Linked DNA regions of Mus musculus: all the other regions are linked to region 4. Evidence: chromatin loops called from intact Hi-C (ENCODE). Cell type or tissue: heart. All regions are shown on one strand. Region 1 holds the start of Gm29822 (a long non-coding RNA gene). Region 2 holds the start of Ikzf2 (IKAROS family zinc finger 2). Region 3 overlaps Gm29822 (a long non-coding RNA gene). Region 4 has its middle 130 kb from the start of Erbb4.

Region 1 (8,000 bases), 550 kb after region 4:
AGTCCATGCTGATCGGGACTCAAAACGTCTTGCCTCACACAAACTGGGCCACAGTGCCTAATACAATTCTCCATTGCATCCCTCAATATATAAAGCCCAGAGAGAGTGTGCTCAAAGATAACAACCATTAGAAGATTTCCAGATGGTAAAAATTTCAGAATTTGAGGGGATTAAAGATTATACTTGGTTTGAATTTTAAAACAGGTAATTATTTTCAACCTTTGACTTTGTATACAAATGCAGAAATCACTACTGCAATTTCATCAAGAGATACCACGAGTGCTTTTTTTTTTACTTCCAGATTAAAAATGCAAAGAGCTTACCGAGGAAGGCTGGCACTCCTGGCCTTAAAACTGTGCAGTTTAATGAATCCCAGGGTGTTACTAACATGCAGAAAAACTTGCTTATTTCCTCTTCCTCTGCCCCAGTGCTCCCACACAGTAGGGGTCAAAGTACCATCCCTTTGCAGAGGAGAATTCCGGAGGGTTCCAGGTCCCCATAAACTGAGCAAGTATTCTGTCAATATTGACTCATCTGTAGAAGGTCCTGTGAGCAAAGCAGAGAGAAGCCTTTGAGCTAAACCTGGTGTGTTAACACTCCCCAAACAAATATGGTTGCCCTTGGACAACTCCACTGCGCCCCTGCCCTCCAAGAGTGCCCGCATCAGAGAGTACCTTACACGCTTCCCTGTGGAGACCCTTCAACGACTTCCTGAGATGAAAAGCTGCCCTTCCCTGAGCCTGTGCTCTTACTGGAGTTTATCTTTCTACAGTGTTTTTTTCTATGATCATAGACAACCCGAGGGAATGTGTATTTGTGGGCCCCTGGATTGCGTTCACTCTGAAACCGGTCTGTACATCAGGGAGGTTAAAGAAGCCAAGCGCCTTCAAGTCGAGACTGGAAAATTGTCACCATCAGCCCTGTTTAATCAGAATGTCCTCATGACTAATAGTCTATGGTAATACAAGTTTCCTTTGACATTGGAAGATTTAAGTGAGGATTTCTTCTTTGTGACAGCTGGTGGCAACGATCTCATCGTGCGAATAGAAACTGACCTTCCAAGCTCTGGGACCGTGGGTACGATGGGAGGACCTCACACAGAGAGCGGATCTGGATGTTGCCTTCAGGCTACGAGTCTGACGTCTGGGCTAGGACTCCACAAACACTGTGAGCATCGCTGATTTAGGTGTCTGGACTTTGTCCCGACTTTCAACCTGGGCTACGAGTTCCAACTGGCTGGTCTCACGAGACAATCCTTCTCTGTCACACACTGCTTGCCTGCATACCTTACTGCTTGCTCTTCAGAGAGTTGTTCTGACTTCCCTGGGTCACTGTCTGGTCATTGCAACCTGGAGATTTAGTTAAATGTTTCAACATTGACTTCAGTCACTCCCGGGGCTGACAAATCCCAGACCACCCGTTCTTGAAGGCCATCACTCATCTCCAAATCTTGTTGAAATGAATTATGTGACTCTTCACAGCTGTCACACCTCGCTACCTATCTGTTTAAGCACCATCTTTCTGCGTGGTGGAGTTCCTTGCATGGCTGCCCTGTGCCCATAGTAGTAGGTCTATTCTCTCCTAGCTCCAGAACTGACCGCCTCTTTCTACTCCAGCATCAAAACCCAAACTCAGAAGTGTTGTTCTTACTTTTTCTGGGGTCATCACCTGTAAACAAGGGCTTTCTCTACTCGGGCATCTTTGTTCATCTCGGTGGCTGCTTTGTCTTAGTTTCAAGACAGATCTTACTTCCCTGGGTTATTTTCTGATGTCTTAAACTAGTTTTAATCCAGGGTGCAAGTTACTGATAAGATGGGAGCCAGTTACAGATCAGTAACTGAATTAGGTCTCCTGTCTGCCTTTTGTGTTACGGAAATGGGAGTGTTGGTTTTCCTCTAGAGAAGTTGACATCTAAGTGGATTCTCATAGGCCATTCACTGAGAATATCCTCTTAGTAGTAGGAAAAAAATAATTGGTAGGAAACAACAACTTTGACACTCTTGGACTTTCTACTGTAGCGTAGAACAGATGTATCACCACGGGAGATGATGCTAGGGACCAGGATATAAACAGAACCGAGATGAGAAAGACACGGAGCTGGTAGCTCACTTGTTTACGTCAACTTCTATGACCTGCAGGCTTGGGGGAGGGTCCTGCAAGGATGCACAAAAAATAAATTTGTATTATTAGTATTCCTGCATTCCCGAGTAATGTTTTTGCCCGAGGTTAGAAACATTAGGGAAAATCAAAGAAATCGCTGACTTGGGAAGATTCCTGAGGCACAAAGACCTGGTCTGGAATGATGAAAACATGTATGCCTCCTCGGGCAGCAAGCAAGAGATGCGGCGCTGGATGCCAGGGATATTCTCATGTGTGACACCTGGGTAGTTGCTCCGTTTCTAGTTAGAATAAATTCACCCTGTCTTCTAAGGAGTTCTTCAACTGTTAATCTTGTCACATGACTGACAAAGAGGACCGGGAGAACAATGCTTAAGCATTGCTCTGGGGGTTGGGTGGTTCATTTCCCTGGGGTCAGGAGCTAAATGGGGTAACACAGCAAGCATATATTGAATGGATATCCTAGGTAAGCTGCCCGGTTTTCCTATTCCTCAATTTTCCAATCTGTAAAATGGAGACCTAGGCACCTAATACAGATACCATGATGAGTTTAGTCCAAGTGAAGGGTCTGTGTGTCCGGTAAGGATAAGCATTTAGTATGCAAGGTGATCTGAGCAATATTTACCTAAGGATGTTACCATAGAAGGATACTGTTTACTGGGTGGCTTCCCCTGGCTTGCTCAGCTTGCTTTCTTATAGAATCCGACTCCCAGCCCAGGGATGGCACCACCCGCTATAGGCCCTCCCACCCTTGATCACTAATTGAGAAAATGCCTTACAGTTGGATCTCATGTCGGCATTTCCTCAAGGGAGGCTCCTTTCTCTGTGATAACTCCAGCTTGTGTCAAACTGACACACAAAAGCAGCCAGTACAGACATCCCCAGGACGAGTGTGTGTGGGGGTGGGGTGGGGGGGGTGGGGTGGGGGGGCACTAGTCATCAGGGTAGTTGACGATCTTATCCACAAGAAAGGGAAAACTCGTTGTCAGAAGCATGCGGCTGGCTTTTTCCTCCTGGAACCACCACATAGGAGCTTTGGGCCCTTCACAGTGTCCTGCACTTACGATGGAATATGCAGAGCATAATGAACTCTCAATATTTTAAAATGGTTATCAATCTTTCAGTGTTTGAGTGTGTATCACTAGCTTAATAACCATGTGTAGAACTCTTGGTGGCATAGTGTATGTTTTTAAAATGTTGTCTTTGCCTCAAGTCCATTTCCTTCCATTTTTATGTAGCTATGCCCAAGTTATGTCTACGAGGGCTTTGTGATTTATATACCAAATGCAATTTATCGTAAGTGTACCTTTTAATTAGAGTGCTGCCATGTAGTCTATTTATTCAGGGACTTCGAGCATCATCTCTTCTATAGGACAGCTGATATATAAAGTACATTAATGGAATAACAATTATCATTTAAAACTCGTTATTGGCATTGGTTGGAAGCAATGTAGGAAGCACATTATAAACACATTCATGTTCGCCATTTACTATCTTTTCCTGGGCTGTTGTCTCCAAATTTAACAAGGAGAATTTCATTGCTAATTAGATTTAGAAAACAGTCTGGAAACTAATAGAAACATAAATTTAGGAGGAGGGTGCAATTAGTTCAAAACCACCCCTGAAATCTTTATTACTATTGAATAGGATGATATGTGTTTAATATATATATATATATATATATATATATATATATATATATATATATATGTAATATTTTCAGAATGGTCTTAAGTAATAGCATGTACAACATAATTTGTAGCAAAAGAAAAAGATGCCCTTATCTATGTGGAAAGTATGCATTTAAAAAATTTTTAAGAGGTGCTATACCGGTTACCAATAATTTTAAGATTTCTGTCAGTAGTGGCTCATGGCAGACAGTTTGAAATGATCGTTGCTCTATTTGGACAGTAGATGGCGCTGTTGCCATTTTCCAACAATACGCTGAGTCAGAATGGGCTCGGCTCCAGGATGCAGACTTTTTCTTTTTTCTTTTCCCAATTAAAGCAAGAAGACTGCCATCGGAGAATCAATCTTGAAAGTCATTATGAATTCGAAATGAAGTCTAGGTTTCATTCTTTCCTTTCGCACCTCTGCCATAAAATGCTCCTTCTTGCGGCCTAAGCTCTTTCCTGTATAATGACTTTCTTTTGAATGATTTCAGAGCTTTTGCTGGCGTAAGAGAACAAAGTCTTTCATAGACAACGTTGAGAAAAATCTATCTCTTCGTGATTAGGATAATAAGCCTCTGTACTTGATTTTGATATGTATTATACGTCTGCTGTCGCCTTATGTGGGTAGCATGGCGGTGGCCACGTCTGCCACAGGCAACTTTCCGATCTCACTGGGATGATTACCCGCGTTTACATTTTATTACGAATTGTTGAAATGACCTCCGGGCCAGCTCTTTTGTCATTCCCAAATCCATTTGCGGCTATGTTGGATTCTAAAACACACAACACAACAATGAGAGCAACAACAACAAAAACTTAGTTGGCCACTTTGAGCCGTGCTGAGTGTCTCTATTGTCTGTGTTGATGTGGCTCGTCCATTAGTGACTTAATGGATTGGGAGCTTGAAAAGGTAGATGATACTGACAGGCGCAAATGGATTTCTAGGCGTTCCTCTAATGTTCTCTCACGGGAACAATGAAGTATCAAAATCCCTTCTTGTGATTTTGGCTTTGGTCCTATCGAAGTTTGTGGTGCTAGAACTTTTTATTCTTTTTCGGTGGCGGGGATCTAGGATGTTGTCTTTCTAGGATGGAGAGGATGAAACCCTGCCTGGATAAGAAGGTAATTTGGGAACAGCCCACAGGAAGTGCTCTGGATCTGCTAGACTTGCACTTTTGCTTTCTCTCAACTTAGAAAATTGACAGCTGTCATTCATTTCTGTCCTGTTTACATGAATGGGATGGTCTTCCAGGTATCTGGGACTCCTTTTTTTTTTTTTTTTAATTAGATATTTTCTCTATTTACATTTCAAATGTTATCCCATTTCCTAGTTTCCCCTCTGAAAATCCCCTATCCCCTCCCCCCTCCCCCTGATCCCTGATCCCCAACCCACCCACTCCCATTCCTGGATCTGGCATTCCCCTGTACTGGGTCATAGAGCCTTCACAGGACCTAGGGCCTCTCCTCTGCTACATATACAGCTAGAGTCACAAGTTCCACCATGTGTTTTCTTTGATTGGTGGTATAGTTCCAAGCTCTGGGGGTACTTGTTAGTTCATATTGTTGTTCCTCCTATGGGGCTGCAAACCCCCTCATCTCCCTGGGTACTTTCTCTAGCTCCTTCATTGGGGACCCTGTGCTTCATCCAATGGATGAATGTGAGCATCCACTTCTGTATTTTTCAGGCACTGGCAGAGCCTCTCAGGAGACAGCTATATCAGGCTCCTGTCAACAGGCTCTTGTTGGCATCTGCAATAGCATCTGGGTTTGGTGGTTGTTTATGGGATGGATCCCTAAGTGGGGCAGTCTCCGGATGGTCATTCCTTCATGCTCTGCTCCAAACTTTGTCTCTGTAACTCCTTCCATAGGTATTTTGCTACGTCTTCTAAAGTGGATTCTGAGCTTCTGAGCTAATATCCACTTATCAGAGAGTGCATATCATGTGTGTTCTTTTGTGATTGAGTTACCTCACTCAGGATGATATCCTAGATCCATCCATTTGTCTAAGAATTTCATAAATTCATTGTTTTTAATAGCTGTGTAGTACTACATTGTGTAAATGTACCACATTTTCTGTATCCATTCATCTGTTGAGGGACATCTTGGTTCGCTCCAGCTTCTGGCTATTATAAATAAGGCTGCTATGAACATAGTGGAGCATGTGTCCTTCTTACATGGTGGAACACTCCTTTCATCTTAGTCTCTAAAGTGAGGACGAAGAGTAGACCGACCCCATACATCTTCTATTCACTGTATCCTATACACTGGTAAACTCAAAATGAAGCTAACTGTTTAAAATACCCAATTGCATATCCAAACAGAATTGGTATAAAATAAGGCACAACATGCTTTGTAGAGAGACTCAAAGAGGCCCTATGGTTTTGTTTAAATGCCCACCACTGTTCACTGTGCTATCTGGTAGGTTTTGCTACATGGGGAGCAAATGGCTGTTATTCTCCATACTTACAGTCGTTGTTAGAGGCCAAATATTGGGTGCTGAATGAGTCACCCTTAATGATAATCAGAGCTATCGAGACAAAATTATCCCCTAATTCCATTTGGTTTAAGACAGACCGGCTTGATTTCTGTCTTTAGTATACAGCAGTGCTTGGAATATGTAGCTGTGTTGGTGTTGCTCTGTAAGTCAAGCAGGAATGGTCCACGAGTGTTTCTTGGAGTTCGGGATGGACTTATTCCTTTCTTTGCCCCATGGTGTCTTACATAGGCCAGTGTGATGCTGAGAAAAATCACTTTTTGAAGTTTTAAACAGGACAGATGGCTATATCATAAGCCAGAAAATTGGCTCTTCAAAGTTTAATCTTTCAGGGACTTCCCACTCAATCTATCTTTAAAGCAAAATATTGATCCTCTCGTCTACCTTCTTTGGGGACCAAGGAGTTCACCAAAAACATTAGTCTGTGTTTTTCGTTTGTTGTTGTTGCTTTTTTGGTTTACATGCCTTTCTTTTAACAATACCTACTACCTAAAGAGATTTGTTACAAAGTAGTATTTGTTTTATAACTAAAAATTTCACCAACACAATGCTAAAATTAGTTGAGAAGCACAGACAAATGTATTAGCAGTGTATAAATAACACAATATATCGGTCAAACGTCAACTCTATAATTAAATGCAGAAAGTATGGCCTTTTTACCTCCAGGCCACTTCAGACATTCCTGAGGTTTCTTTCAGGCATTTGAGGTTGAAATTGTGTTATAGTTTAAGTGTTTACTTTGACGGTTTGTCTGTTGGAAGATTTATTTGTGGTTGTATGAACACAAGAGATGCTAGGACCTTTAAAAGTTAAGGTCTAGTGTAAGGTAATTAGGAAAATGATCCCTTCCACAAACTCATCTCCTGTTATCTCTTCTTGTACATAACAATACTACCATGATGGTGTCAACTACTATGTGGCCTAGTCCAGTGGTCTTCATCAGAGGCTGAACTGCCAGGAATATCTAACCATGGTATTATCTCCAAAACTGAGCTGAAGATATCTCTTTCCTCATAAGGTTTCTGGCACTGTTACTTCATTGTAGTGAACTAAAATGAACTAGTACAAATTAACCTAATCTCAGGATTATATCTCTCCATATTTTCTTCCTGTGCTTTATTTCAAATTGTAGAGGAAGTTTAAAAATCCAGTAACATCACTGTTCTGGCAAGGGATCACATCCAAACACCTTTTAGGTCTGTGTGGTCTGGCTGGAATAACACACTTTTAATCCCTCTGTCTGGAATATAGACTTGCCCTTAGGATACACTTTTAATCCCAGAAAATGAAGGTAAAGTAAGTTTATAGAAGGAAGCAGCTGTATTTGAAAGTGACGTATAATTGAGGGGCAGATAAAGTGACAAATCAGGGAAAGATTTGACAGAGTGAGTCAGAAATAGGATATGCCCAACTCTCAAGAGAACAGACAGGGAAGAGAGGCTACTTAAGAGCAGCATAGAATAAGTCAGGAGTGGAGGGCAAATCAGCATGTGCAGTTCAGTTCAGTGTAGCTTGATGCAGTTTAGTTGAATGCCCCAGAGTTCAGTTGCATTTGTGCAATTCAGTTTAGTTCATTTCTGTTCAGGTTGCACAGTCAGTGCAGTTCAGTTCATGGATTTCAGAGGCAGGTTTTTTTTTTTTTTTTTTTTTAATTAAAGCAATTCAGTGAGGAGCTGAGGAGAGAAGCCAGTTTGAGTCAGTCATCTTAGAAAGGA
Region 2 (8,000 bases), 450 kb after region 4:
TTTTCTTTCTTTCTTTATGGAATAATCAGATCAAATTCCCAGTCACTACATAGCAGTTAAATTCCGACCTGCTCTACTCTTATCAAATTCTTTCAATTAGGTTACGTAAGGTTTGAAAGAAAGGGACCCGGAAAGTTTTAAAGGGGAGCAGTTTCTACCGAGAGCTTACAAATGAGTCTATCTCTTTAAAAATGTACACATTTAACACACATACTAAAAAGAAGCGTCAGTTAGAAGCAAAAGAAGTCTGCGCCAACAGTGAAAGGGTTATTAAACCCTCAGTGAAGGAAAAGGAAGAAAAAGGAAGAAAAAGGAGAAAGAGAAACAAAATGTACATACAAAAGAAATTGTCCTCTGATTAAAAAACAGTCATCACCATTTCCAGCTCTGTCGGGAGCTCCCAGCTTCTTCTAACCCCTCAAGGAGGAGGTGACAATGTCGGGCTGAAGAGAAACGGAGAAAGAAAGAAAGAAAGAAAGAAGTTTTTTGTGTCCCCCCCCCCTTCCCTCCCTGCCCCCTCCAGGCAAAGCCCCCTGCAGAGTTGAAGCCGAGGAGGAGGGAAAGCACTTTACAGGTGGGTCATTCCAAGACCGAATCCAGCAAACAGATCGGCTGATAAACAAAACCAAGAAATGAGAGAGAAGGAACACTCCCCCCCAACCTCCTCCTCCTCCTCCTCCTTCTCCTCCTCCTCGTCCTCCTCCTCCCCCGCCCCCGCCCCCTCGTCCCTTTGGGATGGTCTAGTAGGAAAAGTCACTCAGGAATGGCACCACGTACTTTCAGGAAAGAGGAAAAAAAAAAAAAAAAAAAAAAAGACAGGGAGGGAGGGAGAGAAAGAGAGAGAGGTCAGTGCTACAGCAATGCGATTAACGAGAAGAGAAAAAACTTGATCCACCGGTTCCTTAAGAATCGACCAAAAGCTAAGACAAGAAAACTGAAAGAAAAAGGGGAGGGGGGGTACGAGGGGAGGGACAGTCAGGCAGAACCCAGCAAGGAACCTAGGCCAACTTCACAGGACTGTTTTGTGGCCTCTGGCAAAATAGGAAAAAAAGAAAAAGAAAAAGAAATTAAATCTTCATTCCATCTCCTTCGTCCATACCAGAACCTGTCAAAGCGATTTAACTGTTGCTGTTATACATGTGTCACACCAGATTTTTATTATTATTTTTGTTTTGTTTTGTTTTCAATCTCAACAGTATAATAGCCTCTATCCAGACAGCTGCAATCTATGCCAGGTTATCCAATCTTTCTTCTTGGAATTCAAGTTAAAACAAAGCAAAAACAAGTCCAAATCCATGACAGCTATAAAGATGAGAACTGATTAGTCCATTAACATCCCAGAAGCAGATTACAAGGAGGGGACGATACATTAAGGCAAAGGACATCATCTTCAACGAAATTCCCTGAGCGTCCTTAACAGAGATCATTTCCCTAATCAGAGCCACAACCCATCCCTCCCCAAAGAAAAGCGTCTATATTATTATTATCCCTGGTTAACAGCAACAAGTCATTCGATCACACCACACTGTTAAACAAGATTCCATATCATTACACTTAACTTTGAAAACACTCCCCCTCCCCAACCCCTTTGCAAACCATACACAAATTGATAGATAATCTATGAATCAGAAGACAAATAAAACAAGAGCTGTTCTTCCCCACGCAAAAAGCCAAGCGGAGATTTACCTCAGCAGTGCATGCAGTAAAATAATCCCATCACCCTTTTGTTTGTGTTTACTGTTAGTGTGTCCTCTCCCTCTCTCTCTTTCTTTCTTTCCTGTGCCTAACGTGTGTTTGTGCACTGCAGTTGGTGGTGGAAACTAAGGCAGTGGATCTGTAGCTAAGGGTAATCCTGTTTTTACTTCCTCCATCTTCAGCGAGGAGCAGGGTTAGCCCGGGACAGCTGGTCAAACCCCGAGAAACCGATCCGGCGGAGCCCGAGCACATCTCCCCCGCCGGCCGGGCTCGCGCAGACGCCCGCGGGCGGAGGGCGGGCAGCGGCGGCGGCGGTGGCGGCCGCGCGCGCGCGGAGGGGGTTGGGGGGGGGGTCGTCAGCGAGCGCCCGGGTCCGTGAGAGCCGGGAGCGGGCGGGCGGGTGAGCGAGCGAGCGAGCGGGCGAGCGCGCGGGCGGGAGGGGCGGGGGCGCGTGTCTGCGCGCTCGGCCGCTCGTTCGGCGCGCTCGGCAATCGATTACAGGACAAGTGCCGCGCGGCTCCGCGCCTCCTCCGCGCCTCCTCCGCGCCCCGCGCGCCCCCCGCGCCGGCTCCGCCCCTCTCCCCGCGCCCCGCTGCTCACGTTCTCCGCTGGCCGCGCGGGAGGGACGATCTCGGGCTCCCCCGGCTCATGTCGGCCGCGGGAAGTTCTCTCTCTGGCCCGGTACCTCCCCGGATTCCCGGCTCCCGGCACCCGGAGGATCTGGGACACTGAGCCGGACAGAGGGACCCTTGCGAGTGCCCTGGGAGACACGGAGCGAGCGCCACTGTCCCCATTGTGAAAGTGCTTCCCAGTGCAAGTTTAAAATTAGAGTGTTTACTTGCTGTTTATATCCACCCCTGTCCCGGCGTGTGCCACATCCACCCGAGTCAAAGGAACCGTGAGGTTCGAAAAAGTTGTTAGCCTGGAAGTGTAGCCTAGCCTTATGCCAATCACGACGTTTACATTTGTTGGGCGAAGAGCATAGGAATCGTCCTGAGAAAATAAATGCATTTTCAATCTACAAATAGCAGCATTTACTATCTTTCTTGACCACAGAAAGGGGAATAAAGAATTCTATAATTAAAGGGAAAAGGAAAATGAAAGGAGCTGAAAATACTGAACTGTGTAGTCTGAGTGGTTTAAGTTTGAAATCACATGAAATTATCAGGAGTGCCAAACAACATTTCTGAGAAACCGTATCGCATATTGTGTTGAAAATCAATGCTGAAAGAGGAGCAGGCGCTGTGCCTCCCACTCCTTTAAAGAATCCCAGAAATAGTTGCTGAGAGTTTTCTCCCTTCCCCCTTTTCCATGGAAGCAAGCCATATGACACATTGAAAATAAAATCAACTTTCACCTTAAGCACCGCTCTGCCTTGTGTTTAGATTCTGGTGTGAGCAAAGGTTCACAGTGGTATACAATGAATACACTAATAATGTCCAGTGTATCTATTTTCACTTTTTACAACCTTATTATATCTATTGTAGTTACTAAGCAATTTGTTCTTATAGGTTCAGTTCATTTTTTTTAATTATAGAAAATGATGATTTAAAGCAAATAATCATTTCATTGGGAGTAAACCACTTGTGCTCGGGTTTTCAATAATTTCCTGATGATTTTCTTTAAAGTTGCAATATCTGTGACATTGTTAAAACTAACATTTTTACCTACTCCTCAGCTCTCTGAATAAAATCCCCGCCCCCGCCCCCCCCCCCCACACACACACTTAACGTTAGATTTGGAAAGGTCAAACTAAAGAGAATCTAGGAGTCGAGTCTTTCTAATCAATTCAACAGACAGCAAATTCAGAAAGCTGGCGCGTGTGACGCTACAGTATAGAAAAGGTGACATACTATGAAGTGTGAAAGAAGTTCTCAGAGTGTTCCTTCCCACTTGAAAAGTGTCAGCGTATCTGCAAAGTCATGGTGGTCCTTGGGAAAGACTTAAACATTCAGTACTAAAGTCTTCCTAGTTAAAAGCCACAGAATCCGTCTGCAGAAGAAGATTCATTGTGAGATCTGGAGAAGCCATCCTAAGTTACCAAACTACCACACTTGATGTGGTCCTTGCACCTAGCTGACCACTGCTTGATCTAGATCTCTCCTAGCTTATCCGTGTACCGATTTGCTGCCATTGGTTCCCTAGCCACCAGAGGCACACCCTCTCCCCCTAGTGGTTAAACCTTCGGACAGTTTATTAGCAGACACAGTCGTCCCCCAAGAGAGAGCTATTTAGGCAGGAACTCATGAAGCCCAAATTTTAGGAGGGCATTCTGAAGAGTGGGAATTAGATTTTTTTTAAAAAACATCCCATGTTCCTTTCTCATTCAGAGACTACAATGAATTCAGGTTTTCTGAAGAAGTCATGAATGTGTTTACAAGCTAAATTGGGTAGTTCAGTTTAATATTTCTGAAGTCTGACCTTGGCACCTGGACTCACAATCTAATGCATTCATGAGAAAGTGACCACATATAAACCGTAGCAATTCACGTTGGCCAAGATTTCCCTTCACGATATTTTGGTAGTGGTTAAAGAATGGATTTACTTATGCCCTTAGCCATAGCTACTCTGTATGCAATTTGTTAGGCAGTTATATGCTTGAACTGTGCAAGAAAAGATAGCACCAGGAGAGTCTAGTTCTCCTTATCTTGCTGGAAGGTTAAATCTTCACTTTGGGGACAGGTATACCATCAGAGCAAAGCATTGCTCTGATTGCTGTCTCCTTCTCACTCTCTCTGTTCAAACTATGGAAGCTGATCCTTCCCACCATTGTTCCAGGACCTGACATATTTCCAATGCAACATGGTTGTAGGTATTCTGCTCACATGTTGGTTTTAAAAAGAAAACCTAGCTCTCCGAATAGAATTTACTCTTGGTTTTTCTTTGTTTGTTTTGTCTTTCTTATTTGTCTGATTTGGTTTTTCAAGACAGGGTTTCTCTGTGTACCCCTGGCTATGCTGGAACCCACTGAAGATCAGGCTGGCTTCTGAGATTCACCTGCCTAGGCCTCCCCAATGCTGCGATTTAAGATGTGTGCTACCACTGCCTGGCTAGAGTTTACTCGTGTAAAAGGCAGAGATGATGTCTTATATAGTTCATTATCTTCTCAGACCCAGCACACTGTTTGGCACTAAACGGACAATAAACACTTACTGAATGGTTGTGTAAATGGAAAAACACATATGCTCCTTCCATGTGTTAAGCTATTGTCAAGGAACAAAAATAGCGATGACAAATTCTGACTCCCTAATGAATTGGGTCAGCCCTTAGCTTGTAAGTCATGATACAGGTGTCCTTAGTGTGTTAGTTCTAGCTTATCCATACAAAGGCTGTTGGTGTTTTCCTAGATATTATCAAATTTATTGAAAAATATCAATTGTAAAGGGAGCTAAAAGCATAAAAAAATGCAAATTACTGTATAAAGGTAGTCTCGATTAAAATGCACTTTCATGGTGCCTCAACTTCAGAACAAATTATTTCTCGATGACAATGCAGGAAACCAGGTGACTAGCGAGTGCAGCCCATTTAATTTTACAACCACTAAGTTTAATTAGCAAAATGAAAACTTTACAAGGCACTGTGGCTAAAAGACACATAATAAAGTAAGATTTTTTTCTCCCCTGAACGGTTTGTGTTAATTGTTTTAGCTTTAAAAACAATTCCCTTTAAAGAAACTTAGATAGAGATCTCATTTTTATCTTGTTTTGCTCAGGGAATTAAATCTACATTTTTAAGTTTTGGTTTTATTTTCAGTATGTTTGTGTAGTAGGAGGACAAACTGTAATTCTTATGTAATAATAAAGATTTTTTTAAAAAAACTATATATATACATTTTTGATGGTTTCGTGATCCTTGATGCAATTAGTCCTATAGAGTACATGTTAGAATATGGCCTTTAGGGAAACAGAATTTAACACTGTACACATAGATGGCTGCAGTTAATATTATCTTTTTAAGTGGGAGAAGAGACGATGGTGTTTCTATCTCTCCACTTAGCTACACACTGAACAAGTGGGAAGCCAGAATTAGAATGTTTTCATCGAGACTCTGATTTTGTTTCTGGCTTCCCAGGATTCTGGGGCAACATTCTAAGATCCCATGTTAGAGCAGCACATTGCTCTCTGCCAGCTTTGCCTCTCCAGGGATACGAAGAGTCTATGGTCTGGTTGCTTGACCTGTGAGGTCTAAATCAGAAGTCCGTGTTCCCACCCTCTCTATCTTGAACACTGTCCTTTTAACACTCTTTAAAGAGTATTACTTTGCAGTTAGAGATAAGACTCTTGTTCAAATACCCACATCCCTAGAAAAGAGAACATGATGAATCTACACTTCTAAACAGTTTTCTACTAGGGAGCATGTTCCTGTCCTACAGCAGAGGAGGGACTAAGACCATCGCAGATGAGAGTTATGAAGTGAGAGACAGACAAAGAAGGTGAGGACTTCACCGGTTTCTGAATACAAATGGAAGCATGTATTTTTAAAGATGTCATTATAACCCTTCATAATTGCTTTAAAAAGGCAAATGTGTTCTGCGTTTGAAAAAAAAATTAGAGCCTTCTATTTGTACAAAATTAGAGCTTCAAGCTACAATAAGTGGTACTGTGCAAAAGCAACCCTATCTAAGAGTCATTGGAAAGTAATTCTAAGAAACCCAAGATGTTGGCACATAAAAACTACAGCAAACTTGTTGAGATGCCCGATATAGTATTGGCACAAGATGACAAGTACACCAATTGTCTGGGAATGTATCTCAGAAATAGGGGATAGCAATAAAATGGAAAAAGAGTCTAGTGAGCATAAACACTGATTTTTTTAGACATAGGTGAAAAACAAAACAAAACAAAACAACAGCAAAAAAAACCTTATCCTCAATAGTCCAGAATATATTTAGCAACTAAATTCAAGGAGTGGGAAACTTTAGTTTGGCAGGAATGGGATGGAAAACCCAAAATGATCTTTTAATTGTGAAATTTGGAGGGGAAAGTACAAGGAGCCAGACTGTATTCAGTATAGCAAAGGCTGGATTGTGGCTGAGAGGTGTCATCTCCGAAGAAGCATCTGATAACCAAGCCCTTATCACTAACCACCCATCCTGTCTTTTAGATGTGTGAAAAGCCCGTGGAAGTCCCTGTCCTGTGACTGGGAGGAGCTTCAACAACTTCCAAACCAACTTGGTTCACAGTGGTGCAGTCTAATCGCTCCCTTAATCTCACTTAATCGAAAGGGAACACAGGAATGTATTGCCGGCAGTGACCCAGGGCTTCGATCTTCCCTTTTTAGTAGTCAGATGGCCACAACCTCAGCAAGTTAAGAGCCATGGGGGGATATAACTGGGGAGTCATTTGTTGTTTGCCAGTTCTACATAGCAATGTATACTGTGAAAGGGGTATCTTACCCAAGGAAAGGTCACCTACTGGTAGTAAAGTCAAATGTCATCTCCGCCTAATCTTCAAGACTGTGGTTTAGAGAAAGGTTAGCTTAATAGAGGAGTTAGTGCTCCATTCTGAACTGTGGGTCGTAAGATATGATATAGACAGGGAGAATTACACCATCAGTACCTTTCCCCAGCAGCTAGGCTGAACCTTCAAAACGTTGTTCACATTTGATGCCATGGTAATGTGCTAGACACCTGGGGAAATCCCAGTAAACTAGACACCTGGGGGAAACTTGGTAGACTATCACTAAAGGTTCTATTAACTGTGATCCAGAAACTTCTATACATGGTAGACTGATTTGTTTTAAATGGAATATTGTTGAGAAATAAAAACATTATGCAGAATCTTTAGCATTTTATTCATGAGACTGGGTTTTGTTATATAGTACCATTTGTCTTAGAACTCACTCCCTTAGACCAATCTGACCTGAAATTGCCAGGGAGTCTCCAGCCCCTGCATCTCAAGTGCTGGGATTATGGGGGTACACTGGCATGGTGGTTAGCACCCTAGACTTATAATGCAACCTGTCCCAAAAATCTGGAGTATCAGTTTAACTAGAAAGGCCACATATACCATCATTATTATAGGCGTTTACTTTATGCCAGGTACCAAGGTAAAGAAAGCACGTTTTGTGTATCATCTCATTTAAAACCCACTATCATTCTAAATGTAGTTATATTCCTTATTTCCCATAGGAAGTTAAAGCTTGGAGATTTAATAGAGTTTTCCCAAGCTCCACAGCTTCAGATTAATTCTAAAACACCTATACTTGAACTGATCATGCCTATATCTCCTACATTTTTGTAAAAAAAAAAAAACTTGTTTTGTTTGTTTGTTTGTTTGTTTGTTTGTTTTCATCTTGTGCTTTGA
Region 3 (8,000 bases), 530 kb after region 4:
AGGATCCAGTTGGGCCTCCTAATTCTGTTTTTATGTGCGTACGGTGAGAAGGCACCAACAAACATACAATGTCCTTTTGCGTTCTTTCAGCGATCTTATTTAACTAGTAAAGAAATTTTGAATGGATTGTAGCCCCTTTCCAGTGCTGATTATATTTTAGCAGTCTCTTCTTTAACAGGGAGGGTGCAATGTCTCACTTAAACCTACAAAATGGGAGGTTCTGATACAGTTAAAACGAGTTTCCGAGGCTCCTTAATGAAGAAGTAATCCAGTTTGATGGATGTCTTTATTTCTCTCTTAATCACAGCATGAAAGATTAGCAGCACATGTGTCAGTCTCTTCTTGAGTTAATTACTCAGAAGTTAGACACAAATGCAAGGGTTTACTTTAATTTATTGCTTTGAATTTCAATAAACTTAGGAGAGACAGCATGAGAAACCCCTGTTCGATTCTCAAAAACGTAAGGAATGTTACAGAAGGCTTTCTGTTATAGTTGCCTTCAGGTTTATGTTTTCTGCCAAAGCAACATACATATAATATATACATAAACATAGATAATGTATAACATATACATAAACATATATAGCATATAACAATACGTCAGATAATTGGATTCTCAATATCCTGTTCTTAGCTGTAGTCATTACCTAACGGTTCAAAGAAATAGTGAAGCACTTTTAGATTAATGGTACAGTAGTTATCACAAACTAAAGAAAAGCCTATGTCCTTACACATACATTGATTCACTATTGTAAATGTTATTCATGCCTGTTCCCTTGTACTTGTGTGGGAACAATTTTTGTATTTAAGACAAGATTGCTTTTTTACTTCTCATTGATGTTAACCCTGATGTGATTCAACTCTGAAAAATCCATAATGACCAGGCAGGAGAGTGGTCTTGTGGGTGGGACGTTATTAATTCTCCAGGCAACAGTACATAAATTTAATAAAAAATATGTCTGTAACCAGCTTTTCTAGCATTGTAAATATTTCCATTTGAAATAGAAGAGTATATTTTTATTTGTTTTATTTTTTTTTAAAAGCTTCATTCCTTTATCTATAAGTACCTGACTCCGTGGAAGTAGGAGGAACGCACCCAACACAGTGCATCAATCTGGAGAAGATAGACTGGCAGATAGAGAGCGAGATAGATGGATAGAAAGGCATCCTCGGCATCCAATGAATATGAACTTTACTTCTCATTGGGGTGGAATTTCAGCTACTTGATTGATACCATGGGGACAATTATTTATACAGCTGAGTACAGTCACAGGAATTTAAGTTTGGGTAAATTTAATTGTCTTCTTCATTAACTCTGGTTCCTTAGTTCAATAAGCATAGAGCTTTTAAATTTTAAAGGGTAGATTAAACAAAGCAGAAGGAAATTCATATGCAGAAGCCCTCAAACTTTCAAACAGCACCAACTGTCTCCTGTTAGTAAAAAATGATAACACTTATTTATTTCAGCTTATAGGAGATCCTCTGTGAAAAAGAACCCCAAACACTTAAAAATACAGGATGGGTAGCTGATCACATTTTTCACTGAAGGGGAGGGGGAGAGAAAGGTGCTGCTAATGGTGGTGATGGTGATGATGGTGGTGATGGTGACAGTGGTGATGGTGGTGGTGGTAGCAAAGGTGGTGGGTTGTGATGGTGGCAATGCGTGGTGGGTAGTGATGGTGGTGGTGGTGGTGGTGGTGGTGGTGGTGATGATGGTGGTGAAGATGTTGATGCAGTGTGTATAGATGAAAGAGAAGTCACTTTCTGACTTCTTTTAGAGCAGGTAAATTCTAACACAATGGTGTGATGAAATTAATTTGTATAGTCCAAAGGTCTGCTTGACAATGTCATTTGGCTTTGGGTAGGCAGCTTCTTTACCCCTTTCCTAGTTATTCTTTGAACAAAAGCAGCTCTGTTGCTCAATTTATGATTTAGAGGATATGAGTGTGACACTCTGGGTACTGCAGCTTGAGTATTGGCACAGCCATCTTGGTCATTCAAGAGTGACACAATATTACAGAGTTAGATTGTCAGATTCATTCACATTCAACATCCTTGAGCTGCAAGAAGTCAAACAAATGACTCTTTCTCTGAAGACGACTCTAAACTGTACAGTACAGTTTCCTTAAAACCAAGATGTCACGTGACAGAAGACAACGCTTCACTTTGTTCCTCAGATTATAAGGGGTTATCCAGTGAAGAAGACGAGCTTTTGCTTCTAAGATAAACGAGGCTGAGAAATTAAATGGAACGTTATAAATACCAACTGCTCATAAAGTTGCATATGCAGGGTGGGGTTCTTACAATGGGTGTACAGACAGGGACTTGACTGAAGGCTTATGTTAGAACAGTGTTAATGATAGACACCTTGATTTTAAAATAAATACATATTTCAGAGAAAAATAAGAAAGACTGATGCCTATTGCTCTGTCGTCAGCCCCAGTTTTGTGTTTGTAGGGTCCTCTGTTACTGTGTAGCCTTAAATAATATGATCCTGCAAAATAAGTGAATATTCAGCACTGGGACCTGCTCTTAAGGGAGCATTGTTTAAAATTCCTAAATTTGTTATAGACATTACAACTTAATTTTTAGTGTCTCTGTCTTGTGCATGTGTGTTCACACACGTGCATACATCTGGAGGTCAGAGGACAAGTAGACTTTTTTTCCTTCTGACACCATGGAGACAATTATTTATGCAACAGTGTCTTGTTGGTCTCAGGGATTAAACTCAGGTCCTCAGACTAAGCATCTAGCATCTTCACAAGCTGAATCATGTCATCAGCCCAACATTTCTAATATAAAACATTAAAAAGTAAAACCAACCTAACAAATAATAATAATAATAATAAACCTTTAGCTCATATATACTGCATAAAATAGTAAGTGTCAGGAAACCATAAAATATTTATAATTAGAGAAATTTTGTTATGTGAAAAGCATGGTCATTTGAAAATGTGGCTATGTGTGGCTGGGGAGTGGCTCAGGGGTTAAGAGGCTATGAACCTGTTGGTCTCAACCTCTCGCAGGGAGGGGAGGTCAAATGACTCTTTCACAGGGGTCACCTAAGGCCATGGAAAAACAGATATTTATATCATAATTCATAACAGTAGTAATGTTGCAGTAGCAACAAAATAATTTTATGGCTGAGGTCACCACACACGAGGAATTGTATTAAAGAGATGCAGCATTAGGAAGGTTGCGAACCATTGGATTAGAGAGGACCTGAGTTCAATTCTCAATCACGTGGCTCCCAACTCTCTGTAACTCCCGTTCCAAGGGATCTGATGCCCTCTTCTGGCTGCAGAGGCACAAGGCACTGACATGACAGATGTTTATGCAGTCAAAAATACCAAATTATTTGTATAATTTTTTTTTGTAGTTCATGGATGTTGAATATGAATCTGAGAGTCTGACTTTTTAATAAATATTTATTTATGTGCACATGCAAACATAGAACATATTTATGTACACTCTCTAAAGGGGTTTTGTAAATCTTATGTATTTCATTTTAATTTGTTGCCACTGTTATATTAGCTAATGGCTATGAGGGAAAAAAATAGTAGATTTTCAATAATTACTCGTTGAAGTTTCACCAAAATTGCTTGTTGTTATACACACTTCAAAATAATGCTCAGTGTTTGAGAGCATTTCCAGTTATTTTCAGGTAACGTAATTAATTTTAAAGGCATGTTACTTCTATTATCACATTTTTGTGCTAATGGGACTCAGCATGTCTATCCACAATGTGAAGAAATGTTTTAACTGATAATCCTAGACCAAACGAGGCTCAGCAGGTGAAAGCATTTGACTTGGAAGCCTGATCCTGGATCCAATCTCTGGGACTCATGTAAAGAGGAGAGGGGGGAAACGGACTCCACAGAGCTGTCCTCTGACCTAGATAATAACACTGCTTTTTTTTTTTTTTTTAAGAAAAGAAAAGAAACGAAAAGAAAGGAAAAGAACGTCATTATTGTTAGATTTAAGTAACATCTATTGGCCTTTCCAAATTTATTTCTAGTGTGGGGGAGGGAGGAATGAAGAAAGCTTAGTTGAAGTCAATGCCATAAACCATCTTACATCCTCATTTTCCTTATGTGTTCCATGTCATTTTGTAAGTGGCAATGCTAATCTTCTCAGATAACTTAGGTGCGAACAGTAAATTTCAGTGTGTTAGGGGCCAGACACTTACAAAGCTTCTGAAACAGCATAGGGACTGAGGTCACCTGACTCTGCCTAGTCACATCTGGTAGCAAACACAGCCACTGCCACCTAACAGCTTAAGCGGAAAGGCTAATTTGCAAGGAGTCCCTGGCAGGTTTTCTCCAATGGCCTCTTTAGAAAAGTAGCTGCAAGAGATGTGATCCATTGTAGATCTTACTTAGAAACTTGAGCTCTACTAAAGCAAGTACAATATCTAGCTATCTAGCAAGACACACTATCGAGCTGGCTAAAAATAAGTGAATGGTCAAATTCAGGTAAATATTTTAATATTCAGTTAACAGAAATGATCATACTCAGGTACGTGGGTTTGGCTGAGCTGAGGTAGGTCATGTGTTCCAATGTGTACCACCCCACACATTAGTTGCACAATGGCTTTTACCCCTACAAAATTCAGGCACACACAGTGTCCAGGACAGATGGAGGTCAGGGGATGACTTGAGGATGTCAGGAAGCTCCAGTGAACCTTGGGAGGCCAGACTGAAGTGAGTCCTGAGGCATGGTGGCTGCCACCTTCAAGTGTGTGCTGGTAAGCTCAGCATTTGGGAGGCAGAAGCAGGAAGCTTACAAATTTGAGGCTAGCCTGGGATAGATAGAGAGCTTGGGGCCAGTCTGCGCTATGTGGTACTATCCCATCCAAAAGCAGGAGGTGGCAGGAAGAGTGGGGGAGGGAAGCAATAAGAAAACTTTGTATTGAAAAATGGACCATATTCATCTTGCGTTTTTCCCCACATGACCTTCTTAGCCACAGTGTACTGTTTGTCCCCCTCAGACTGCAATGCCCAGCCCTTGACATTTCAGGTACTGCTGTTTTAAATACTTCATTATTTTCTATTTTTTAAATGAAAGTTTTATTCACATAGTATGTTTTGTTCATGTCTTGCTGCTCCTCCAGCTCTTCCTGCCTACACACCCAACTTCATGTATGTTTTCTGTCTTACAACAACAGTAAATTAAAAAAAAAAAACAGTAATACAAAAGATGCTGAAACAAAACAAAAGCAAAACCAACTACTTGGAGGGTTTGCGTGTGTGTGTCTCTGTGTGTGCGTGTGTGTCAGTGGGGTATGTGTATGTATGTGTATGTGTGTGTGTATGTGTTTGTGTGTGTGACAGGCGTGTATGTGGGTGCATGTATATGTGTGTGGTGTGTGTTGTGGTGTATGTATGTGAAGTGTATGTGTGATGTGTGGTGTGTGTGTGTGATATGTTGTTTTGGTGTGTGTTGTGTATGTTGTGGTATATATGTTGTGTGTGGTATCTGTTTTGGTGTGTGTTGTGTAGTGTGTGTGTATTGTGGTGTGTGATGTGTAGTGTTTGTGTGTGATGTGTGTATGTGTGTGTGTATGTATGTGGGTAGTGATGATGATGGTGGTGGTGGTCAGCTACTCCCAGGCATGGGGTCTGTCCTGGACTGTGACTGAGGGACCTAGTGACACTCCATTGGAGAGAACTGTTTTTCCTTTCAAAGAAACTATCGATGGCTTCTTGGTTAGGGGTGGAACTCTGCCTGTACATCCCCTTTCAATGCTGGGATTTTCTCTGACTGAAACCTGTGAGGGACTTGTGCATGCTGCCACAGTGTCTGTGAGGTCATATGTGCCCAGCCCTTTTGTGTCTAGAAGACACTGTTAGAATCATCCACATGTCTCTTAAAATCTTTTAGACTTCTCTGTAGGTTCCTGAGCTTTGAGAACAGGAGTCTGATGAAGACATCTCATTTAGGATCGAGTGCTCCTACGTCTCTCACTCTCTGCACATTGTCCAATTGTGGCTCTGATGTTAGTTCTTATCTACTGCACACAAAAAAGTATCTCTCTTATGGGAATTGGGCAAGGTACTGACCTATGCATATAGAAATATGTCATTAGGAGTCATTTTGTAGATATATTTCTTTAGCAGAACAGTAGTTGCATATTTGCCCCTGCGCCTGAGATCCATCTAGTCTCAGATTCTTGGCCACTTTATCAGAGTCCATCTCATAGTGTAGGCCTTTTATCCTGGACAGACACCCAAATGACTACATCTTATCACAAAGATACTTGCTCATCCATGTTCATTTGTTGTAGTATTCATGATAGACAGAAAATAAAAACAGCTTTGATTCCATTAATTGATGAACAGGTAACGAATATGAGGTCTGTTTATACAATAAACTATTATTCAGCTATTAAAAAATTAAAATTTACAGGTAAATGGATAGGGCTGGAAACAGTCAACCTGAGTCACGTAACCCAGACTCCAAAAGACAAATGGTGCATATTTTCTTCTCTATGCAGATACTAACTTTTAGATTTTCCATTATGTATGGACAATCCAGATGACCACAGAACTTAGACACATGGATGGGACAGGGGGCTAAGAGGATCTACCAAGGGATAAGAAACCCTCCAGCAGTTATAAAGTGATTCTAGTGGAATTCCAAATAATGGGGGAGATGGAGTCACAACTGGCCATCTCTTGTTACCAAGCAAAACTTCTAGTACCTAGCCTGGGCTACATCCAAATGAGTTATTGGCCAAAGTGGTCCCATGCAAACTTCTAAACAACACAGGACGCTGCCAAGGCAATAGATTGCTCATCACACACTAAAAGCAAGGCTCCATTACCTCATTGAAGAAGGAAAAGGTGAGCTGGTGTCTCATAGATTCTCCACCTAAGTGTTCCAGTGTCTTTAGTATGGGAATGTACATTTCAGGGTACCAGAAGAGAAACAACCATCAAACCAGACATACAACTATTGGTTTATGGTCTGTACTGCCTTCAAAATCTGCTAGGGCAATGGTGGCACAAAGCAGGTGGAGTAACCAACCAATGTCCAATTTGACTTAAGGCCCACTTTACAAGGTGGAACCCATATCTGGCCTGATATAGTTTGGGTGACAAACAATCAGAAACTAGATAGCCAGGAGACCTGGGATAAAACTAAATACTCCTGGTCTAGAAAAATAACATACCAATACATTATTCCTAATGATATTCAGCTATATGTATAGATCAATACCTTAATCAGCCATCACCAGGAAAGCTTCTTCTGCATCAGTGAGGACAAATACAGAGACCCATAGCTAGAAATTACTGACAGAGAGAGAGAGAGAGAGAGAGAGAGAGAGAGAGAGAGAGAGAGAGAGAGATTGGAACACACAGCTCTAATTGGGATGTTTCCATCAAATCCTTTCCCTCAGAGCTCAGAAAACTTTGTGGAAGAGGAGGTGGAAAGAGTGTAAGAGCCAGAGAGGATGAAGAACCAGGAGAACAAGGCCCTGTGAATCAACTGAGCAAAGCTCGTGTGAACTCACAGACTAAGGCAGCAAGCATAGAGCCTACACACGTCTGCACCAGGTCCTCTGCTTATAGATTAAGGCTTTCAGTTTAGTATTTTTAAGGGATTCCTGAATGTGTGAATGAGTGGGTCTCTGAGTCTCATAAGGTCTCTTGAGGTTCTTTTTCTTTTGTTGGATTTCCTTGTTCAACTTCGACGTGACGGCATTTGTTTTGTCTTATTATATTTTGTTTTGTTAATCTTCAATTGTTTTCTCTAGAAGCCCCTTATTTTCTAATGAGAGACAGAAAGACCATGGAACTGGATGGGAGGGGAGGTAGGGAGGAGCTGGGAGGAGTAGAGGGAGGGGACACTGTAATTAGGATTTATTGTACATCTTACTGGGTCCATGGTCAAAAGAAGTCTTATGGCCCCTCCAAACATTGCAGGCAATATATTGTCAAGGCTGTTGGCTGCTCTCCGCAGCCTGAGGTAAGAACCTGTAACCGAGGACAGCATTT
Region 4 (8,000 bases):
GAGTGAGGTAACACAATCACAAAGGAACTCACACAATATGTACTCACTGATAAGTGGATACTAGCCCAAAACCTAGGATACCCACGATATAAGATACAATTTCCTAAACACATGAAACTCAATAAAAATGAAGACTGAAGTGTGGACACTATGCCCCTCCTTAGAAGTGGGAACAAAACACCCATGGAAGGAGTTACAGAAACAAAGTTTGGAGCTGAGATGAAAGGATGGACCATGTAGAGACTGCCATATCCAGGGATCCACCCCATAATCAGCATCCAAACGCTGACACCATTGCATATACTAGCAAGATTTTATCGAAAGGACCCAGATGTAGCTGTCTCTTGTGAGACTATGCCGGGGCCTAGCAAACACAGAAGTGGATGCTCACAGTCAGCTAATGGATGGATCACAGGGCTCCCAATGGAGGAGCTAGAGAAAGTACCCAAGGAGCTAAAGGGATCTTCAACCCTATAGGTGGAACAACATTTTGAACTAACCAGTACCCCTGAGCTCTTGACTCTAGCTGCATATGTATCAAAAGATGGCCTAGTCGGCCATCACTGGAAAGAGAGGCCCATTGGACACGCAGGCTTTGTGTGCCCCGGTACAGGGGAACGCCAGGGCCAAAGGGGGGGAGTGGGTGGGTAGGGGAGTGGGGGTGGGTGGGTAAGGGGGACTTTTGGTATAGCATTGGAAATGTAAATGAGCTAAATACCTAATAAAAAATGGAAAAAAAAAAAAAAAAAAAAAAGATGTAATTGAGGCTACAAAACACATTTCCTACTTGTTCATGTGTTAAGCTAACAAAATAGAGAATGTGATACAGAAAGGGGGTGGCGAAGGGCAGCAATTCCCAGGTGATTTCTAGTCTATGACCCAGATGTCTGTTCTCAATCTAAAAAGTATCTTTGAGGAAGGAGGGATAACTCATCACCATGTTTAGGTTTACTTGAGGAGTGAACTTTGAGAGCTCCAGACTTTGTGCTATTCAGTGATCACTAGCCAAGCTCTTTCTTATACTTACTACCACCTGACCATGCTAACCCACCGCCTGCTGTAGAGATGAAACAACATCCCTTTCTCCACCATCATTTTCCCCCACAGGAATGCATGAATCTTAGAGAAGACACACAGTAAGTCAAGTCAGTGGCTCTTGACAGCATATAGAGCAAGAAGAAATTCAGGGGAGAATTTTAAGTTAAGAAGGAAGGAGGGCAACTATACATAGGCTGGCTGCTCTATTTAGAAGTATGAATCGCAAAGTATGGAACAAAAGGCAGAAAACCAGTTCAGAAAGTGAATGATCCAGGCTAGCGATGACACATGGCATCTTAGTAGAGATGAATACACTGAAGAAAAAAAAAGGTTTAAATGACTTAAAAGCAAATGAGGCCACATTTGTTGATAGATTCTATTGTTCATAGATTCTATAAAGAAAAATATGGAATTGATGTAAGTTCCTAGGTATCTATCTAAAACATTAGAATGTAGCAACCATTTAGGATTTCCACCAAGAATCAATTCTATTACCACATTATAAAAGGAAAGGGACACAAGAGAGATAAAGAGATGAACTTACTGACTGTCCTCTAAGTCCACTGTCTAATTTCACTATATCTGCATACAAGCTGATTTGAAGTTCTATTCTAAGTAAAAGGGGGCATGGAGGTTAAGTCTGCAGCCCATAGATTTTAGTCTGTTGACGTCCTTTATTCTATTACAAGAAGAGACTAAAGGCTCAGCATGTGTGGTGGTTTGAATGAGAATGTCCCCAGTAGGCTCAGATGTTTCGATACTTACTCTCCAGTTGGTGGCGCTGTCTGGATACGTTAAATGAACATGGCTGGGCTGGAAGAAACCTGTCAGTGCCTGTGAGCTTTGAGGTTTTAACCACTCACCATTCCCAGGTTATGCTCTGCTTCATGCTGTGGTTTAAGAAATGAACACCAAGCTTCCAGCTTCATGTCCATCTGCTGCCATACTTCAACATGATAAAGATGGGCTCTTATCACTCTGGAACCATGATCGAAATGAAACCCTCTTTCTATAAGTTCATGATGTTGTTAACACACAATAGAAATTCACGTAGTGCATCATGCATCCCTGAATCCTTCCCCACCGTTTTAGATGCAATGTCACTTTGCTAATCTTGCCACTCAGCAACCCTGCAGAGAAAACCAAGATACGTGGGAAATTCCAGGAAATCTACGTTGCCAACTATCACAGGGATCAGAGTGTGGGTGCCAGGATTCAGACCTGTGGATTGCCTGACGGCTTTCTATTAATCCCATTTCACATCTGGTGGTTTCCCTTGTTCAGAATTAGAAACACAAAACGATCCTCACCCTCTTACCATTTTAAACACCAAATGCATTCCATTTCTCTGTATCTTTATTTTCATTTAGATGAAAACTAAAACAGTTGTTACTTCTTCCCCAAATGAAGACTTGGTAAATGAAAGAAAGCAGCAAAACAAACTGAGTTTAAATGTAAACACTGACCATGCACAGGGGAATCTTTTAAAACCCCAGAAAGGATGGCGGCTTGTTTATCGGCGACCACCTAATGCATTACAATATCATTCACAATTTTTCACCAAAGGCTAATTATAAAAAAGAAACACTGAAGTCATATACATAGGACACACTAGCTACAAATAGTACTTTATCTGTGTGTCTAAACATTGGGATATAATAGTTCTCAGGTCCAGAAGAACTGTTTATGAATGAAGAAAGATTTCCACGTGGCTGGGAAGATTGCTCCGTGGGTAAAAGAAACTGTTAGCAACACAAGCATGAAGACACGAGGTGCAAATTCTAGCCAGCCATTGCCACGTGTCTCCACAGTGCCAGCATTGGCAGCTGAGGGAAGCAGACCAAGGGAGCTCACTGTCTGACCATGCTAGTGGAGACAGAGAAACAGTTAATATCGGTTTCAACAGGAGATCCCATCTCAGGGGAATAAGGCAAATACCTGAGATCTTTCTCTGCGCTTCCGTGGCACATACCGTCACACCACACACACACACATACCATATACATACACATGTGTTTGTGTGAACAAATGTACACACAATTCTCCTTTATATTTGATTGGTATATACTCTGATCTAATATTATCATTTTAAATGGAAATAAACATGTTTCTAATCTTGAACTTGAATATGTAATTCTTTAAACACTATAAATATTTCACTCTGACAAAGATGGAACAAAATTTACAAAAAAAAAACTGGATTAGATGACATTTTATCTGAAAATGTCAGCAACTGTGTGAAGCTTCACCTGAACTTCATATGTCTCTGTCATGAGCAGTACATGACACCCTAACATATGTATCCATTACCTTTTTAAATGAATATTAAAATAAAAATGATAAAGCTATGGATACTGCCCACAATTATATACTGTCTCCTGAGCATAAGACAGTATGCATAATTTATATAATAAATTACATTGTCTTAAATTATTCCTTTCACAGATAAAGTTGAGTGGTAGAAAGATTAATTATCCTATTTTAAAAATAAAAGTAACATAAATGACCAGAATAGAATTAAGATGCAAATATATAATTATTACTATTTTAATGACAGAGAATATGTAAGTCATCAAAATATGACACCATGTAAGTCTCTCTCTCTCTCTCTCTCTCTCTCTCTCTCTCTGTGTGTTTGTCTGTGTGTCTGTGTGTCTGTGTGTCTGTGTGTCTGTGTGTCTGTGTGTGTGTGTGTGTTTGTCTGTGTGTGTGTGTGTGTGTGTGTGTGTGTGTGTGTGTGTGTTTGGAGAATGGACCAGTGAGATGGCTCAGCAGTTGAAGGCACTTGTCACCAAACCTCAGTTTGTTCCCCAGGCCCCACATGGTAGAAGAAAAGGACTTACTGTGATAAGTTTTTCTCTATGGTCCATATTTGAGCTGTGGCTTACACACATGCCCTTACACACATACACAATAAACAGATAAATGGATAATAAATAATTAAATAAACATGATTTAATTTTTGAAAAGAAACAGACTTATGTGGGCAATGTGAAAATATTTAGATATTCCTTTCATTTAATTCTTTTAAACAAAGTAAAATCTTGAAAAACAGTTTGGTGTTCCCAGCAGACATGCAAAGACATCTCTGTCCACAAGGTGGCGGAAGCGCGCCGTGCACACTCTTGATCTTTTATTCCTTAATCCTTTTCATTCTGTGGTCATCTCCTTTTCTGTCATAAAGACCTCCCACTTCAAAGAGCCATTTTAGGCGGAGCTGGCTGGTCCAGAAGCCGTGCACATTCCACACAGAGCACAATGGCGAGTAGAAAAGTCTCAACAAATAACATTTCCAACCTGTTCACCAGCCCCTTCCGAGGAGCAGCCGTTACTCATCTCGACTGTGCCGGTCTGGACTTTCTGAGTCACAGTGTGGAGGATAATTCTGCATTTCTAGTTTTAAGACACGTTTTGAAGAATATACTTAGAAAATCCTTCACCTCGGTCCCAGGAGATGGCCACAGCTTTTTCCTGACAGTGAGTGTAGGTCAGAGGGGCTGAGTTTTGAGATGGGAGGGACCAGAAGAAAACCACTTTTCTTCACAACCCCCCCCAAAAGAATAGAAGACCCCAAAACATTTAATAATCACTGTTAGAGAGTTAATCTTTCACCTAAAATGTTAACCTGTGCCCTGGCTCTTTGACATCACACACCCCAGCTACTCCTACTAACACTAAGTTTCCAGTACCTCTATTCACAAGCTGTGTCAGTCACCTTAGGCAAGTTACCTCCACTCCTTATCTCTGTTTTCTACTTATACAAAACAGAGAAAATAGCAGAAGCCATCTCAGGAAATAACATAATTGAAATAATTCACATAAACACACCCCCACACACAAACACACACATACCCTCCTAGCACATCAGCACACAGTGTGGCTCTAACACATTTGTCTAGGGATCCTATATCCTATGCCTGGGAAAGGGTGGTGAAGGAGGAGCTGAGGCTGAGGCCGTGGAGAATTTAAGCAAATCTAGTATACCAGTGTTGTTCATTGGTGATGCCTAGTGAGATTTTTCTCGGAGGGTTATAGCGTTCAAGTGTGACACAGCTAAGTCACCTTTGAACTTCAGTGTTGAAATCTGGGGTTATCTCATTCAGGAAGAATGGCTTCTCTCTAGACAACAACTTGGACCCTAAGCTCCCGGGTCTCTGAATTCTATGGGTACTTAGTGCCTGTCTATCTGTGCAGGTTCTACATATATCGGTGGTTTAAGACTTGGTATCTTCAAATCCCCTCAAGTGCCAAAATCAACATGCAACCTCGCCATGAATGGATAGCCAACCTGTCCTCCTGCCTGTCAGCATCAAGGTCTCGCAGAGTGTGGTGAGATTCACCTAATACATGCTATGAACTCATCTTCCTAGGAAGTGAGGTATAATTTCAAGAGCTATAAAAACTTGGAAATTGGATTTCAGGCTTCGTTATTCCACTCAATAAGAACAAGTTTTTTTTAAGTATGAAGGAAAAATACTTCATTTGTATGTCTTTGTAAGCTATTTGACATAATTAAGCTAACAAAATAAGCATGATGAACACACATATGTCATACCCAAGTTCCTGATTTTTAAGAAAAGGATTCCCTAATATGAAGCTCTTTCTTATACAATAGTTTTTCTAATTATACAAGCACAGTGGTAAAATAAATCTGCCAATATTAGACAGGGTGGTAAAATATAATTCTGAGACTAATCTGGCTGCATGGGACTGGGTCATTGCATATGCCCATGCTGGAGATGGGTGCAAGTTTTGTTAACCGGAAAGAATGAAAAACATCACACATGGAGTTCCCAGGGCATGGTGTGTATTGTCATAGTTTTTAAAGTTCTCATTTTAATTGGACAGTGAATACAAGTTGACATAATTCATATAAGTAAAAAGTCTTTGGGGATTGAATGTTTTTTTTATACATAATAAAAATGTTCCCAAGACCAAGCTATCTCAACTTTTGAGTATAGCACTCATGACTTTGCTTCCTCGGGCCACAAGCAAAATATTTAGCAAACCATGTTCAGAATTCTGCCTCGTAATTCTTCAAAGCAAACAAACCATCTCAATGTCCAACGGAAAGTTATAGTCATTCAAAAGTCTCTTTCAAGATAGGGACTAATGGCAGAATTATATAATCCAGCATCGTAGAAATGATCCATTGCTACATTTTTCCAGTTATCAAATTTATTTCAAGTGAAACACAAATTAGCAGTAAGAAATGAATATTTTTAAAGCAACATAACCAGACCTTAAAAACTGCTTCCTTTGCTGATCTTTTTAAATGCATGTGATTGAATTTGTTTCTATGTGTGCACATATGTCATGCATGTGGACAATCTCATGTATCATTGAGTCAGGATCGCCCATTGATCTGAAACTCACCATTAGGCTAGACTGCCTGGCCAGCGAGCCCCAGAAATCCTCTTACTTCCACGTCCACAGAACTAAGCTTCGGAGCCCAGCATTTTCAGGAATTCTTGGAATCACACTCATATTCTACTGGTTACTGAGTGATCCCTGTAGCACTTTCTACCTCCTAAAGATTAGTAAATAATGATACGTATGGAACAGTATGATTCACCTGAATAAAAACTGTGTGTACTTGAGAAAGGCATAGTGGTACATACGTATAATTTCAGTGGTCAGGAGTCTGAGATAGGGCCATCACAAGCTAGAAATCACGCTGAGCTGATAAGACCCAGACTCTGTTTCTAAAACCGAAGCAAGGCTTGGACAAATGTCTCCCTGGTAAAACACTGCCCACACAAACAGAGTCCCTGAGTTTTGATTCCCTTAAACACCCGAAAGCCAGATTTCCAGCAGCCTGCCTGAAATTGCAGCATGGGAGGCAGAGACAGGGAAGCTAGGGAGCAAGCTGGCTGGCTACCGTCGTCGAAACACTCGGTTACAGGGTCAATCAAGAGGCCTTGCATCACTATATAGAGAGCCTTTGAAGAAGACACTCAGTATCAATGGCAGATCTCTAACGCAGACATTCACAGGTGTGCACTTACACACATTAGAACATTTATATACATACTTGTTTACATTGCACACACACATATACATATATCGTCTCAAAAAAAAGAAAGAAAGAAAGAATGAAACCCAAACGTGAGAAATTCATTCAAATTTTCAAAAGACATTTAATGAGCTAAAATGACGTGAAAGAGTGAACATCATGTCATCAGAGACTAAGTTTAGGATAAACAAAACAAAATAAGCAAAGACCTTTCAGGCACTCTTGACAGTTATGTAACATGAGCAAGGAGTGCTAGCCTACCTTCTGCTCATCTCTAAAATCCAATCTAGTAGAAACATAGAAAAGGAAAAATGGAAGAAGGGAAAGATCAGTCCCAGGGCAGGGAGAGACAGCCGAAGGTGACTCCAGAGCTCATCAAGAGCCTCACATTTGCTCCTATCCCCCCCTGCCTCCCCCCCCACCCGCATATCCTGGAATACAGAATGAATATTGTTATCCTGATACTGTTGCTTTTTGCCTTGATAAATTTTCTTGAAAGTAGTCAAAAGCATATATTATGTTATGGGAGCATGCACACTGTTAAGCCATCTCCATACTGGTAATTGTTTCCGTTGGGAAACTCCCTATTTAGATAACAGTTGAGAACAAATGTGTACAGCACATTTGTTTCTCAAGGGTGACTTTCACTATGCACCGAGGAGAAGGAGACGTTTGGGTAAGCTTCAGATTCTCTCCATCATCAGGTGGTCATGCCTACAGTTCTGAGAATCCTCCTTTCTCCTTCATATCCCAAGTTTGCTCAGAAGAAAAGATGGAACCACTCTGTCTTTATTTTTTTTTCTTTACTTTATTTTGTTCAGTCAACTTTCCTATTTGGTCATCGAGGTTGACTACAGTCTTGGATTCATACTGGCTATCTGAATTTCTTGTGTCAATTGTCTCTCTGTTACTCTAAACACAAATCACTTATAATCAGAAAATCGTG

The links. Hi-C counts contacts between places; a loop is a spot of excess contacts. Peaks named below come from ENCODE experiments on the same cell type or tissue, not always from the same donor. Only the 100,000 strongest peaks of a DNase experiment are listed, where the experiment ranks them.
Region 1: it touches region 4 in a loop (7-fold over the local background); 28 of 42 quality-filtered maps call a loop at or near these places.
Region 2: a loop joins it to region 4, with 8 times the contacts of the local background. A loop is called at or near these places in 24 of 42 quality-filtered maps.
Region 3: it touches region 4 in a loop (7-fold over the local background); 31 of 42 quality-filtered maps call a loop at or near these places.

The regions. Positions count from the first base shown.
Region 1 is chr1:69,786,408-69,794,407 of GRCm38, forward strand. Gm29822 (a long non-coding RNA gene) reads right to left here and starts at 1,182. Exons shown (of 3, transcript XR_373478.2): 1 at 1,056-1,182; 2 at 324-546. In heart, a CTCF peak has its summit at 4,026 (motif pointing right); no DNase peak of the experiment used is centred here; H3K27me3 peaks cover 259 bases.
Region 2 is chr1:69,685,355-69,693,354 of GRCm38, forward strand. Ikzf2 (IKAROS family zinc finger 2) reads right to left here and starts at 606. Exons shown (of 8, transcript NM_011770.4): 1 at 340-606. In heart, a CTCF peak has its summit at 3,859 (motif pointing left); DNase peaks (open chromatin) are centred at 1,917, 2,327 and 3,817; H3K4me3 peaks cover 3,994 bases; H3K27ac peaks cover 2,512 bases.
Region 3 is chr1:69,772,519-69,780,518 of GRCm38, forward strand. The region is part of intron 2 of Gm29822 (a long non-coding RNA gene); the gene reads right to left. Among named protein-coding and RNA genes, the nearest start is that of Gm29822, 11 kb to the right of the region's middle. In heart, a CTCF peak has its summit at 3,295 (motif pointing left); no DNase peak of the experiment used is centred here.
Region 4 is chr1:69,237,778-69,245,777 of GRCm38, forward strand. No RefSeq gene overlaps it. Among named protein-coding and RNA genes, the nearest start is that of Erbb4, 130 kb to the left of the region's middle. In heart, a CTCF peak has its summit at 4,132 (motif pointing right); no DNase peak of the experiment used is centred here; H3K4me3 peaks cover 372 bases; H3K27ac peaks cover 416 bases.